2 separate regions of the Homo sapiens genome follow, and region 1 is linked to region 2. The links are chromatin loops, found by intact Hi-C in ENCODE. Cell type or tissue: A673. All regions are shown on one strand.

Region 1 (5,000 bases), 340 kb after region 2:
CTTTTGAAATCTCCTTCAGAACCAGTTTTAAGTCATTTAAGTTTCTTTATAATTTATCCTTCATTTGAATCCAGAAAGTATTATCTAGCATAATCCAGCATTTTGGTTCTTTCCAAATAGTAAAACCTACCCAAAAAGTATGAGCAACTGCTTTCATTAAGGATATTCCAATGAGTGCTCAGAGGCAATTTCAAAGAGTTCATATGTTTTTGAGTGATGAAAGATTCATTAAACTACAACCATAACCTTCCAGAGTGACTATCTTGAATGATAACCGTGTTTGGATGAGTGAATTCCAGTGCATTACAGAAGATTAGATATGTAAACACCTGCACATCCTGCTCAATAAGTGGCAATTTTCTTCTTCCCTTAAAAGAACTTTCCATTATTTTCAAGGCACACCTTTCATTATGCATGAACATAGCTGGAACAGTAAGCAGAATAATGGCCCTCCAAAGAAGTCGATGTTCTGATCCCTATAATATGTAAATATGTTACTTTACATAGCAAAAAAGACTCTGTGGATGTTATTAAACTCATGATGTTGCTATGGTGAGATTATTCTGAATTATGTGGGTGACCTCAATGTAATCATAAAGGTTCTTTGAAGAGAAGTCCTTTGCAGGAGTCAGAGTAGAGGGAGATGTAACATTAGAAGTGGAGTTCAGTGTCAGGGAGAGACTTGAAAACACCACATTGCTGGCTTTGAAGATGGAGAAAGGGGCTACAAGCCATGGAATGCAGGCAGCCCCTAGAAGCTGAAAAAGGCAGGGAAAGGGATTGTCTCCTAGAGCCTACAGAAGGAACACAACCCTGCCATCCCCTTGATTTTAGGACTTCTGACCTCCAGAACTATAAGATAAACGTGTGCTGTTTTAAGCCATTAAGTTTGTGGTCATTTATTACAGCAGCAATGGAAAACTAATACAGTTGGAGACAATATCTAAATCCTTCCCACCTACTATAGATTGAGTGTTTGTGTCTTCCCAAAATTCATGTATTGAAATCCTAACCCCCAATATAATGGTATTTGGAGGTGGAGCCTTTGGGAGGAGACTAGATCATGAGGGTGGAGCCATCCTGAATGGTATTAGTGCCCTTATAAAAGAGACCCCATTGATCTCCCCTGCCCTTTACCATGCACGCGAGGACACAGAGAAATGACTGCTGTCTATGAACCAGGGCGTGGGCCCCTACCAGACAGAATCTGCTGTCTAAGTCTTTGATCTTAGACACCAACCTCCAGAACTGTGGGAAATAAATATATGTTGTTTATAAGCCACCAGTCTATGGTATTTTTTTACAGCAGCCTTAATAGACTGAGGCACCACCCTCCAGGCAGGTTCGAAGGCACTTATCTTCTGAGAGCCTTCTCCAAATAGAACTGGAAACATAACTGTAAGAGCAGGTTCTCCTGCCCACCCTTGCTTGTGTTTCCATTGTTTGAGAAAAGTATCCTGCCCAGGAGCTGTTCCTTCTTTGTGGTTACTAAGGTGCCAATTCTCCCAATACTGCCTAGATGGGCTCCTTGGAGAGCACCCTGGTGCTGTCTGCCCAAATAGATGCACATGAAAACACTTCTACACCTTGACTGGTTCCAATGACAGACGTGCTCATTTTGAGTCTATCACTGTACAAAATTCACCTGTAATAAATGGTTAAAGTGGGAAAGAGTCCTTGCATGTAAAAAAAGAAAAAGAAAAACTATGCAAAGCCTGCTTCCATTGGCAATGCATTTGAGGAGATGGGTTTGTTCATAAATCAATAAAAGGCTTCGAGCTGCTTTTTGACTGAAGGGTACAGTCTTAAGGCCACTGAGACTTTTTAAGACTCAATGAGAATGCATAGAAACACCAGCATCTGAGAAATAGCAGGAGTTATTTTTGTCTCTCTCATTCCTTTCTTCCCTCTTGTTTATGTCTTCTGAGTTGGGGCCGTTTCTAATTCAAGAGCCTTTGAACAGGAAGACAGACCATGACTGGGCATTTCCTGAGGCCATTAAGTAGGGGGCTCTGTGAGTAGTTTAGGAGCTGTGACACCATCTGGGCCAGAGAACGATGACAGGAAGTAGCAGCTGCCCAGGGCGCTCACCTTTGATTCCCCGTGGCAGAAATCATCTCAATAAGTAGATTTATACAGTACAGCTAACTCGATGACAGTGGAGCTCCCCAAGTGGTTCAGAGTAATAGAAATTATTCATTGCTTCATTGGTTATTCATTCATTCAACATCTACTATCTGCCAGGCGATGCAATGAGCACCTCAAGACTTTGCTCAACTGTCATCTTTTCAGTGAACTCTTCTCTAACCACCCTGTTTAAAATTGCAACCTCACACCTGCACCTATACTGCCTCCCCTCTCCCCTGTTTAATTTTTCTCCATAGTTCTTATCACCACTGACGTAACTAATTTTACTTAATTGGCTGTCTTGTCTTATAAACTCTGTAAGGGCAGGGAATTTTCTTATTACCTGGAATTTGTATTTTGTGAGATAGTGCCTACACACAGAAGGTGTTCCATAAATATTTTTGAATGAATTCATAAAATACTTGTAGGGTCACTACTGTGTGCCAAGTACCACCCTAGCTGCAGAAGATAAAACTGAGCAGAAAAGAGAAAAATTCCTGCGCTTAAGGAAAGGAATTGCATTTTAGCGTAATCAATACAATTAGGTAATACAGAGACGTATGGGAGCCCCTCAGGGGGCACCTAATCTGGATTTAGGGAGCCAGAGAGGGCTTCCTGGAGGAAGCACTGGCTAAACTGAACTCTGACAAGGGAGAAGGACATGAGAACTCCAGACAGGGGGAACAACATGTAGAAAGAAATGAGTCATGGCAGCCAGGTGCAGTGGCTCACACCTGTAATCCCAGCACTTTGGGAGTCCAAGGCGGGTGGATAACTTCAGGTCAGGAGTTTGAGACCAGCCTGGCCAACATGGTGAAACCTCATCTCTACTAAAAAATACAAAAAGCCGGACGTGGTGGTGCGTGCCCGTAATCCCAGCTACTCAGAAGACTGAGAATGGCTTGAACCCAGGAAGCAGAGGTTGCAGTGAGCCGAGATCGTGCCACTACACTCCAGCATGGGTGACAGAGCCAGACTCCATCTCAAACAAAAACAAAAAAAAGAAAAGAGAAAGAAATGAGTCATGGCCAGGAGCGGTGGCTCATTCCTGTAATCCCAGCACTTTGGGAGGCCGAGGCGGGCAGGTCGTTTGAGCTCAGGAGTTCAAGACAACTCTGGGCAACATGGTGAAATCTCATCTCTAAAAAAATACAAAAAATTAGCTGGACATGGTGGCATGTGCCTGTGGTCCCAGCTACTCAGAAGGCTGGGGTGGGAGGATCACTTGAGCCCCAGGTGCACTTCAGCCTGGGTGACGGAGTGAATAAATGAGTCAAGAAAGACCATGGTATGTTAAGGAATGGCTTCAGCATTGAGTTTGTGGTTGTGTTTTGTGTGTTTTTTAAATTTTTTTTTTTTACAGTAAGAACCCTTAACATGAGCTCTACCCTTATAAATTTTCAAGTGCCCAATACAATACTGTTAACTATAGGCAAATGTTGTACAACAAATCTCTAAAACTAACAACTCTTGTATAACTGACAGCATGGAGTTTAAAGGAGGAAATGAGCAAAGAAGAAGATGAAAAAGTACCTAATGACGGATCACAAAGGGACTGACTTATAAGCCATATTCATGAGTTTGGGCTTAATTCTGAGAGTTTCTACTGTAGGAATAGCATGATGAGATTTGTAATTTAGCAAGATCCCTTGCATGATCTGATCTTTTTTCAGATCAGATCAGACAGAACAGGACAAGTAAAGAGATTCTAAATAGTTTTAAGTGGCTAAAAAGAAAGGACTTGGTGACTTATTCGGTGTGTGAGTGAAAAAGAAAGAAGGATCAATTCATGTGTATTTGTTCAGGGCTCAGCAAATTTTTTTGAGCATATATTATATACACTTTCCCATGGGCAACTAGACATATAGCATGAAGAAGACTGTTCTTACCCTCATGAAGCTTCCTTCCTAAGGCATACTTAGGTTTCATTTTCTGACCCTCCCATTAGAATATGTGGGAGTAAAATACGCATAGATATGGGGAAGAGAGTTCCAAGCAAAGAGGACAGTATAAGGGTGAAGAACTTGAGCATGTCAAGTTTAGGAAATTGAAAGAAGTTACTAGTAGTAAGAGACTAAATTCAAGATGAAGATGGGGCAGATTATATAAGACAAAGTCAAGGAAAGGAGTTTGGATTTGCTCTTAGAAAAATTATTAGACTGTGTTGGGCAGGGGACCGATGTGATCTAATTTGTATTTTTAGATCGTCATTGCTGCTGGTGGAGTATTGACCTTTAAGGAGTAGAAGTGGATGTGATTAGACAGTCAGGGGGCCACTAAGTGCATGATGATCATGACTTGAAGCCACTTGCTAACTGTCGATGTGGATAGAGGTGGTTTGATGCATTCAGTAGATAAAGCCAATAGGATTTTCTGAGCATTCATAGAGGGGATAGGGGAAGTTGGAAAGAAAAGAAAAAGAGCCAAGAATGGTTCCTTAGTTATTGGCCTCAGTCACCGGGGGAATGGTTGTGCCATGTGGTAAAATGAAGAAAACTGGGGAAGAGAAGATGTGAAGCAGAAAATCAAAGCATTCTGCTTTGGTCATGTAGATTTGAGTTTCCTGTTAGACATCCAAGCAGAGCTTGGTATAGGTGGCTGAGTATATGTGTCTGGAGTTCAACAGAGAGGCTGAAACTGGAATTATGAATGTGGATGTCATTCTCATATAGATGGCGCTAAAGGTCATTGTATGATTAGGTCATAGTGGAGTGGGTATAAATAGAAAAGAGAAGAAAATGAAACTGAGCCATGGAGCACATTCAGAGACTAGGGGAAAGCAGGCTGAGGAGAGGCTAGTGTGGTAGAGGAGAACAAGGAGAATGTAGTATGTCCTGGAAGCCAAGTGAAGAAAGTGTTTCAAGGGGAAGTGT
Region 2 (5,000 bases):
TAATACCATTTATAGACTATCTTCATTGATGATGATTGTTCACTGAAGTTCTGTGCTTTAACATGCCAATTATTGTATCCATTTCTTGGATGTAAATTGATTTACCCATTCTACTCCTCTGCCATTTCCCCTCTCCACAAATTTTTCACCAGTTTTGCCTGGCTTTCTCTCCCATTCAAGTTCTATTATGTGAATCAAAACCACAAAGCTCTATCATTCTGGAGGCCATAGATTCAGTACTACATGTTGAGAAGATTCAATCTGACTTAGGAGATAAAGAAAAAGATTAAAAGAATGATACGGGGAAAGCATATGGCCACTGGTCATTTGCAGCAGCACAAGCAATTCCAGATAGTTGTTCAGCAATTTGGGGAGGATCATCAGTTACCTCTGGTGCATGACTGTGAAGCTTTTTTCTCAATAACGTGCACAGGTGCAGTCTATGCTAAACAGATTAGTCAGTGCCTGGTGACTCTGACATAGGCCAAACTTCACTCTTCCCCACATCAGTGGACATGTCTTCAAAATGAGAAACACTAAAGAAGGTATAGCTGATAGCCAACTTCTGCTTCCTTAAGGAATTCAACAGAACTAGTCTGTGCCTGAAGAGAAATTCGGGTGATATAATGGTAAGAGAGGCAGAATTTTTTGTGGCATGGAAATTCTGCAATAGCATCATACCACTAACCACAGCTGACAAAGAGGAGGTAAACTGAGAAGTAGGCATGTCCCTGGAACCCACATGCCACCACTGAAAACTACATACAGATCCTTAGCCCATTGCCTTCATCTCCCTTCCTTTTGGTCAGAGCTCGTGAACTGATTTTGAGGTCAGGGATGGACAAAAGTCTTGCAGCAGGAAAAAGGGAAGCAGCCCTTTTCTACATCTTTTATGTTTAATTTCATGTCAGACACACCATTATGACACTTGGACATTTGACTCCTGTTTACTTACTTCACAAATGTTATCTAGCTACTTAAATATTTTTTTCTTTTAGAGATGGTGTCTTGCTATGTTGCCCAAGCTGGCCTCTACCTCCTGGGCTCAAGCCATCCTCCTGTCTTAGCATTAAGAGTAGCTGGGACTACAGGCACACACCAACACACTTGGCGGTTAGCTACTTTCTAAGAAATGAGCATGGAGTACAGAATCAGAGGATAAGAAGGGATCTGATGCTGTATTCCCCCAGAAATGGAGTAACAAAAGCATAAGGCTTGAGTCTGCATTGAGGTCTTACCAACAAGATCGAAATTTTACATCTCTCATCTTGTTGTTCTTTCATCTTGGTTTTCTCCCTTCCTGACTCAGAGGAGATGTAGAGCATTTGGATTTAGTAGTCCCTCTAGAGAAATGACCAGATGCAAATGCAGACATTGAAGTGCAGACACAGCACTGAGTCGTGATGTGCCAAAAACATTCAAAGGGAGGCAAGCCAAATGTGAAGGAAGAGGGCACTGAAGCAACCAGTTATTCAAGGCAGACACCTGAAATTACCATAAATGTTGTTTTAATAGAGAGACTTCTACCACGATTTGCTGCCAGGTTCAGCTGAAGTGCATTTTATTCATGTCTGCTACATTCGGTGGGTCCACTAAGGGTAAATTTATTGCCACTATTGGAATTTTAATGCCCAAGAGGCTACAAGCCTTGGTCCTGTTTGTAATAATTCTTCAGAGTGTCCTGTGCAAATCTGAGGTGGAAAAATCAGAGAATGAAAGGTTGTTGAGAAAGAACAGGACGACATTTTAATTATAAAAGGGAAAATGTTCCAATTGGGGTTAATTTCTGTAGAAAGAAACCTCAGGGATATTTCAGGTAGCAAGTAGGTTTTACAGAATTGAAATATAGATTGAAGAGATTTTGCAAATACCCGTTTTCTCATATTTTTGATGATTAAAAAAAGACTCCGAATTTTGTTAAAGGAATTGGACCTTGTTAACTGAACAAAGAATCCCATCTTATTTATATCCTTCCATATTCCTTTTCTCCTCTGTTGAAAGGACATAGTCCATTCCTTTTTTGAGTGTTATTTTCTCCCCAATTCCCTCTCTCAGTGGCAAATCCTATCACTGGTATTTTTAATTTGCTGGTTTCAGAGCATTTGGATTCAGTAGTGGTATCAGCATGCCTTTGTGTGAACAAACTTACCTGTTAAACTTACTCAATTCCCTGCACTGAAGCGAAGAGTTTTTTAAAATGCATATCATTTTTCAAGGCAAGATCCCTATCTAAACAGTCTAAATAAAGGAAAATTTGAAAAATATCTCTCTTTCAAGAATCGATTATTAATTGGGATCCGGATCAATTGGTATAAGAATGCCCGGGACAGAGAGTCAGTTTCCATTGGTAGAAATATGGTCCAAGATTTCTGTGGCAGATACACAGGACTTTCCCTTTTGGAGTTGGGGGACTATTAAAGGAGCTGTTAGGCTCCCCTGCTGCGTGGTTTACCTCATTTAAGTCTTACAACTCCCCTGGGAGAAAGACATGAGTAGTCTCGCTGCACAGAGAAGAATGTCTCAGAATTTAATTGCTTAGAGTCTCTGCGGATAAGTTTCAGATGTGCCACTGAAACTCAAATCTGCCTACGTTCCTTTCACAGCACTACATTGCCTCAAATGGAGACGTTTTGAGTTGGTCTGATATGCTTTTTCCAGTTCCCAGAATTGATTCTTTGTGAGAAGTAGTTTTTTCTCCCATTTCCACCAGGCCAATTATGGCGAATGTAGTAGGAGCAACATCTAGGATTCTCCGTTTGGGTTTCTAATCCGGGGCCGGCACCTGTCTCGGCGTCCTGCCGCTGTCCCAGGCCGGTGGTGCTGGATTCCGCGGCGCTTGGGCAGAAACGAGGAATCCCCGCCAACTCCACAGGGAGGATCTATTCCCAGCCCCCTTATCCCCCTAAAAAACACCCAAACCAAAACAATCACCACAACCTAGACCGTGGGCCTCTGCGGACGGGGCAGTAGAGGGTCGGGGGCAACAAGGCACCTCGGCAGCGCCCTCTGGCGAGAGGAGAGCGCGCAGGTCCCCCGCCCGCGCCCCGCTCTGCCGCCGCCGCCGCCGCCGCCGCCGCCGCCGCCGGCGCCCCCGCCCGGCTCTCCGGGTTCACCCTCGGTCTCTCACTCCGTGAGACACAGACGGTAGCTTTCCGACCGAGCGGGGCACAGGCTGAGGCGGCGCCAGCACAACTGCCGCCGCGCGCCCCGAGGAGACCCGGGCACGAGGAAACAAGGAGAAATCAGGACTCCTTCCCCGGAACCGACCGGCAGCTCCGCGCCCCCGCGCGACACCCTTCGCAGCCACTTCGCGGGGCGGGCCAGGACTTGGGGACGCGGCTCGGGAAGAGCCGGGGCGGGCGGCGGCGGCGGCGGCACGGGCGCGAGGGTGCGCGCACTGGGACTGGAGAGGAGTGAGTGGCGGGCTGGGCGGCGGCGGCCGTAGCCGCGGGTGCCTCCCCGCCTCACCGCTTCGCAGGCAGCACCGCCTCCCGGGCCGCGGCCGCCCGGCCGGGTCCTCTGCGCGTTCCCGGGCCCGGAACCGGCACACGATGCACCCGGCTGCGTTCTGATCGCCGCCGCGCCTCAGCCTCTGCCGCGATGATCCCCCCTGAGCAGCCGCAGCAGCAGCTGCAGCCGCCGTCGCCAGCCCCGCCGAACCATGTGGTGACCACCATCGAGAACCTGCCGGCCGAGGGCAGCGGCGGCGGCGGGAGCCTGTCCGCCTCCTCCCGGGCTGGCGTGCGCCAGAGGATCCGCAAAGTGCTGAACAGGTGAGCGGCGGCGCCGGGCGAGGGCGCGGGGGGCGGGGGCTGCGGGCGCCCGGCTCCGGGTCCCCTCCGTCCCTGGGGCGGCCCACGGGTCCTTTGGGACGGGGTTGCGGCCGGAGGAGACTGAGGAGATCGGGCGACGACGCGCTCCGCGGGCGCAGAGAGGCCGCGGCAGCTTTGTCCCGGCGCAGGGAGCCCTGGAGTGGTGGAGCTGCAGCTGGTCCGAGGCGGGAGTTCGGGGAGAGGCGGGGTTTTTCGTACCTAGCCACCCTGTATGTGTGTCCGCACTCACACCCTCCATACGCGTGCCGCCTCACTTCCCTTTCCCTCTCGCACCCCGGCTTTGCGATCGGGGGTCGGGGGGACGCGGGGACCCGGCCAGGGCTGAGGAGGGAGGCGCGGGGCTGCAGAGATGGCGTGGAAGTCCTGGGCCTCGTGCTGTCCTCCGCCCCGCCCCGCCCGGGGGCTTCGACCCCTTGCCGGGGGAATGGGGTCGCAGCGACAGCCTAGCAGGCGGAGGGAACCCACTTCTCCAGCCTGACGCTCCAGTCGCCTCTCGGACTCTTCCTGGCTGGGAGCAGCGAAGAGAGGGCTAGAGGCCTGGAACAGACCCAGCAAAGTGCAAAACATTGCGGGCAGGGTGTGAGCCGGCGGCGCCCAGTTATTCCGAAGCGCCCATGCCGGAGGGGGCGGGTGCCGATCGCCGGCGCCTCCAGTGCTGGAATCTGCGTAGTGGATTCAGGACGTTGACGTTTTAGGATGAGGACCTGGGTTGACGTGAAAATGGGGGTACCTCTGGCACCTCTGACTCAACTGTGATGTGAAAGGGACTTTTTCTACTTAAGTAACTTGAAATGGTTGACGAGCTGACACCTTAAAAAATTGTATAGGGAATGGGTTTTGTGTTCTTTTTTGTTTGGATGCGTGGGTGCCTTTCGATGCATCTGTAGGGGTAACTGTTCCAGTCGCTCTGTTCATACAGGTTTCTGTGTGGCATTGTGTTGGGTAGCAGAGATTCCCAACGAATTCACACGGAACTGTCTGGGGCTCAAAGCTCTGGTGGGAGTACAAACTATGTACAGAAATAGAATCTTGAGAAATATCCTTATTTTGGGAGTATAGTTTAATTTAGTTATATCAAATCCCGAACCATTCAAGAATCCCTGGTGGGGAATTAATGCGTGCGTTAGTTTATTTGCGGGTACTTCTGTAGCTTTCCATTTATTATCA

Evidence for each region. A loop is a pair of places that touch in the nucleus more often than their neighbours do. Peaks named below come from ENCODE experiments on the same cell type or tissue, not always from the same donor. Only the 100,000 strongest peaks of a DNase experiment are listed, where the experiment ranks them.
Region 1: it touches region 2 in a loop (2.9-fold over the local background); 1 of 110 quality-filtered maps calls a loop at or near these places.

What each region holds. Positions count from the first base shown.
Region 1 is chr6:118,247,853-118,252,852 of GRCh38, forward strand. The region is part of intron 3 of SLC35F1 (solute carrier family 35 member F1); the gene reads left to right. Among named protein-coding and RNA genes, the nearest start is that of PLN, 300 kb to the right of the region's middle. In A673, a CTCF peak has its summit at 4,801; a DNase peak (open chromatin) is centred at 1,989; H3K27ac peaks cover 1,105 bases.
Region 2 is chr6:117,904,127-117,909,126 of GRCh38, forward strand. SLC35F1 (solute carrier family 35 member F1) reads left to right here and starts at 3,138. Exons shown (of 8, transcript NM_001029858.4): 1 at 3,138-3,773. The coding sequence starts at 3,601. LOC124901480 (a long non-coding RNA gene) reads right to left here and starts at 2,804. Exons shown (of 2, transcript XR_007059904.1): 1 at 2,150-2,804; 2 at 1,533-1,691. In A673, a CTCF peak has its summit at 2,938; DNase peaks (open chromatin) are centred at 2,485, 2,775 and 3,075; H3K4me3 peaks cover 2,697 bases; H3K27me3 peaks cover 4,272 bases.